2 separate regions of the Mus musculus genome follow, and region 2 is linked to region 1. Evidence: chromatin loops called from intact Hi-C (ENCODE). Cell type or tissue: left cerebral cortex. All regions are shown on one strand.

Region 1 (2,500 bases):
TCCACTTTCCTCCTGCAAATTACCTCTTCTGTAATCTATATAGGGTGGTTGAGAAAACAGAATTCCTGGGTCCGGAGGTTTCTTTTCAGTGCTGGAACATATAGAGTGTTAACCAATGCATGTCAGAAAGCCCTTGGATAACTGATGAGAAAGATAAGGCTACTGCCTCATCATTTTGATTTCCCAAGTCCCTTGAAACCACCACATCCTATAATCACCCAAACAGTCCCCACACAAACCGGCTTGCAGAGGGCTGTGGCGGCCTTGGAGCTGAGGTCTGGACCTGGGGGAGACCTACAGGTGAGGAGGTGAGGTGCGGGAACCTTCCCTCTTCTGCAGCCCAGTGGACGGCGCGCACCTGGGACTGGCGGCCGGCAGACGGCGCCCCCCGCCGCCCTTCCGCCCCCGCCGGCCTCTTGGAAACGCCTGGGAGCCACTTACCGAGCATGCAAGCCCGAGAACAGGCAGAGGAGAAGCAGCAGCTTTGCAGCCATGGCTCTCCGGGAGCGGGTCCGAGGCCTCTGCAGGGCTTGGTCTCTACTTGCTCCGGCGCCTACTAGACTCCCACGGGCTGCAGCGCCCAGGGTTCTGCGGACTGGGAGGGACAGGTGTCTGCTCCGAGCGCCGCGTCCCCGACGGTCCGGCTCTGCGGGGCGCACACGAGCTGGGGTGCGTCCGCTCTCGGGAGCGATCAGCACGGGGAAGGGGGGGCAGCAGGTGGCCGGGCACCCTCCTCCCGCAGCCCGAGCCCCCCACCTCCCGGGCCGGCTCGGGGCTCTGCGCTGGGGCAGCTGCGCTCCGAAGCGTGGCGGGAGGTCGCGGTTGCCTCGGTGGTGCCCGCCGGCCGCGGCGGGGAGGAGTTTCCCCAATTAACACGCTTGGCAATGCCAGGCGAAGGCAGCGAGGTTTGAATGGACTCGGAGTTGGGAGGTCGGGAAGGGGGCGGGGCTGGTGGGTGGGAAGGAGAGCTTGGGGATCCCGCAAGGAGGCGCAGAAGGGGCCTGGGGACTGGCCCGTGTCATCGATGGAGTCATGGGCACTGGTAGTTTTACTGCAGCGCACCCACCCTGCTTGTCCCCTGTGCCGTGTGCCTTCTCTTAGGGACGCCATTGCAAGTAAGTGAGATGGTTTGCCAAAAGGCGATCTTCTCTAGGGTGGTGCTTGCTTACCTGAACTCCCCCTGGTGCTCATAACTGTGGCTTGCTGGGGAAGTCCCAACAATGTCCCCTTTTCGCAGAAAAGAGAGACTAAAACACTATCAGTAATTAGTAGAAGTGAAATGTTTAAGGCCAGAGAGAAGGCACCGGAGCCAGAAAGCAAAGGACCCTGTTGGATGGGACTGACGTTATTTTCATGTTCCAAACTGAAATTGCTTGTTTTTATTTGTAGGATCGTTTAGAAAGCTAATCTTTTGGCATGCAAACATTAACTTCAACACAAATAGGAATTTTACTTCCATAATTAAAAAAAAAAAAACCTTAGAAATATATTTTCAACTACTAATCATAGACACGACAGTTTCGTTAATACTGGATGCTATAAAGTACTTCCCTTGCAGCCAATTTGCCACCATCATTATAAGTAGCTATGCCTGCTTGCAGGAATGCATCAAGTTTGGGCCTGTGGATTGCTGGCTTTCTTTCACAGAAGGAGGGGTTGGGAAGGTCATTGGATCCTCACCTGATGTCTAAACACTTCTCCCAGTCATTTCTTTGCAATTTTGCCCCCCATTGCCAATAGTCTGTGTCTAGGGGAAGGAGGTACTAGAACACATAGGCTTGGAAAAACTAGAGCAAGGAGATGAAGAGACCATTAATCATGTTAAGTGAAGTTGTTTTGTGAGCACCCAAGATCCTGTCAGCAACCTCTTACCTCTGTAGGGTATGGCCAATAAACTCCAGGTCCACAGGCTAAACTGTGTGGGGGTGAACACTGTTTTGTTGTTAGGGCCCAGGAGGAGGGTGTTGACAATGCTCCTATCTCCCCAAGAGAAGGGATTTTAGAAACACTGACAGTAAGCTTTTTCATAAAATACAGAGAGAAGCAGGTTGAAGCTCTTGGGAATTCCCTCCCTTGTCTCTAGATTCTCAGGTTAAGAATCGTAAGCCTGCTGGAGGCTGGAGGCTTTTCTTGATAATAGCATTGCTTTTAACTAAGGATTGTGCTATCTTGGTTAATCCCAGGCCACTGCCTTCTTCCTGTGTCACCCAGCTCACCCCAATCAGGACATTTTTTTATCACCCCTCTTTACCTGCACTTATATAAGTCTGAATGCCTATGTCCCATGGAGATTCCTAACAGCCAACACCTACCTTCCTTCTTGAAGTTTCTATCAAACTCTCCTTCATCTCTAATTTCTGTACCATACAAAGGAACCCTTCAGAATCTAGTCAAAGGATGGTGCACAAGCATCCTGAGTCTCTAAACAAATGCAATCATGACTCAAATTTTCACTCCAAGGACTGGTTTCTAGGATCGCTGGGAATGCTAAATCTGTTAC
Region 2 (2,500 bases), 440 kb before region 1:
TTTTCTTCATTTCTATTGCCTTAATTTCTGCTCTGATTTTTATTATTTCTTTCCCTCAATTGGATTCAATTTGGCTTTTTCCTCAAAGTTTTCAGTTACAACATTAAGTCTTTTATTTGTGATCATTCATAGTTTTTAATGCAGGCACTCGGTGCTACAGACTTCCCTCACAGGTCTGTTTTCAGTGTATCCAGAGGTTTTGTCTTATTTTATTTTTATTTAATTCCAGGAAATCATTATGTATTTCCTGCTTTTTTTCTTTGGCCCATTTATCAATCAGTAATAAATTGTTTAATCTTCATGAATTTGTATACTTACCCGAGATTAATTTGCTGTCACTTTTAGGTTTTATTGCAAGCAGTCAGATAGGATACAGGGAGTGACTTCAATCTTTTAGTATTTGTAAAGACTCGTTGTGTGTCCCAGGATGTGGTCTAGTTCAGAGAAGCTTCTGTGTGCTGCCAAGTCGAGTGTGCATTCTTTGATGTGTTTGTTTGGAATATTCTCTGTAGATATCTGGTAAATCCATTTGATCCATGATGCCATTTGATTCTGATGTTTCTTCTCTGTTATTTTTTGTCTTGATGACTGGTCTATTGAAGAAAGTGCAATATTGAAATCACCTACAATTAGTGGGTTGATATCAATTTGTGTTTTCTAATCTGGTAATCTATTTTTTATGAGATTAGGTGCACCAGCGTTTGGTGTGTGTCTGTGTGCATGGTGCATGTGAGTTTATGAATGTAATATCTTCTTGGCTAACTGTTCCCTTGAGAAGAATGAAGTGTCTCTCCTTAACTATTTTGGTTGCTTTCAGTTTGAAGTTTGTTTTGTCAGATATTATGACAGCAATGCCTTCTTGCTTCTTACTTCTGCTCACATTTGATTGAAATACTATTGTCCATTGTTTTAATCAAACACTATTAGAATGCACAACATATAAGCTACCAGAAGGTGTCACTGTAGCTCCTGTCAGGAGTATGTCTTCCTTTAATGGTCCAACCTAATTTCTTTCTTGCCTTGGCCTTCACTGGGCAATAAAGCTCAACTGTATTAGTCAGGGTTCTCTAGAGTCACAGAACTTATGGATAGTCTCTAGATAGTAAAGGAATTTATTGATGACTTACAGTCGGCAGCCCAATTCCCAACAATGGTTCAGTCGCAGCTGTGAATGGAAGTTCAAGGATCTAGCAGTTACTCAGTCTCACGCAGCAAGCAGGCGAAGGAGCAAGAGCTAGACTCCCTTCTTCCAATGTCCTTATATTGTCTCCAGCAGAAGGTGTAGCCCAGATTAAAGGTGTGTGCCACCAGACCCTTAATCCCAGATGAAAAGGTGTAGCCCAGATTAAAGGTGTGTTCCTTAAACTCGGAGATTTAATCTTCTGGAATCCATAGCCACTATGGCTCAAGATCTCCAAACCAAGATCCAGATAAGGATCTCCAAGCCTCCAGATAAGGGTCACTGGTGAGCCTTCCAATTCTGGATTGTAGTTCATTCCAAATATAGTCAAGTTGACAACCAGGAATAGCCACTACACTTAACACATCATAGTTATGTTGGACCAGACTCCCAAGGGAAGTTGTACCTGTACAATTGACACAGATCTAGCTCTTAAGCTCTTATGGGACATCTAATCAACAGACTTCCAGGACATATGACAACCAGGCCCTTCTACATTATTGTGTATCAAAAGTAATAAACAAACATAAAAGCCTTTGCTGTTTCATCACACAAAACTCCCCTCATATCAGTAATAGATTCTGGATGATGTAGGTTTGGGTATGTTAGTTTGTTTACGACAGGGTATTACTGTATAGTTCAAGCTTGCCTCAAACTCATGATTCTTTTCCTTTGGTTTTCATGCTGGGATTAATAGCATGGGTTGCCTGAAGTTGTTTGTCAAATATCTTTTAAGATAGGAGTCTCCAATTGTATGTCAGGAAGAGGAAAAGGTATAATGAGCTCCCTGACTCCCTCTGAACATTTTAGCAATAACTCCTGACAAGCCTTCTTTCACTGGCTTTCCACCTCAGCTGGACTACATTGAAGCTAACTCCAAATATCATACTCATTTGTTTATTCTTCAGGGTATATTTTCCTGTTACACTTGTTAAGCACAAGGAAGTGCTTTAAAACAATGACTTAAGATGGCAATGACTCCTTATTTTCATGAAATGTACCAATTAATTTTCCCCATTAATTAATACGTTTTATAGGGGTAGTAGAACACAGATAATATGATGGAAGAGGGGATACATACTCTGGGTTAAAGGGTTAAGTGGGCATAGGGACCGAGAAGGTGAAGAGAGGAGAAGATATACTTTAGAGAGTTTGAACAGGTGTCCAAAGCTGGACAATGCTCTCCCAGAAGACACGGGTTAATAAATGAAAATCTCAGTTCCAGACATGGGATATCTCTCTATAAGTTATTTACTTTGGGGAGCCTAGACACAACCAAAACAACACAGGCTACTGTAATTGTTCTTGATTGCCCACAGT

Evidence for each region. Hi-C counts contacts between places; a loop is a spot of excess contacts. Peaks named below come from ENCODE experiments on the same cell type or tissue, not always from the same donor. Only the 100,000 strongest peaks of a DNase experiment are listed, where the experiment ranks them.
Region 2: a loop joins it to region 1, with 12 times the contacts of the local background. A loop is called at or near these places in 19 of 42 quality-filtered maps.

Annotation. Positions count from the first base shown.
Region 1 is chr7:57,386,280-57,388,779 of GRCm38, forward strand. Gabrg3 (gamma-aminobutyric acid (GABA) A receptor, subunit gamma 3) reads right to left here and starts at 936. Exons shown (of 10, transcript NM_008074.3): 1 at 442-936. The coding sequence starts at 494. It overlaps Gm9962 (predicted gene 9962), which reads left to right and starts at 993. Exons shown (of 3, transcript NR_033504.1): 1 at 993-1,115. In left cerebral cortex, CTCF peaks have their summits at 390 and 1,182 (motif pointing left); DNase peaks (open chromatin) are centred at 431, 1,053, 1,773 and 2,276; H3K4me3 peaks cover 1,701 bases; H3K27ac peaks cover 1,548 bases.
Region 2 is chr7:56,945,632-56,948,131 of GRCm38, forward strand. All of the region lies in intron 5 of Gabrg3 (gamma-aminobutyric acid (GABA) A receptor, subunit gamma 3), which reads right to left. Among named protein-coding and RNA genes, the nearest start is that of Gm39017, 360 kb to the right of the region's middle. In left cerebral cortex, a CTCF peak has its summit at 940 (motif pointing right); a DNase peak (open chromatin) is centred at 969.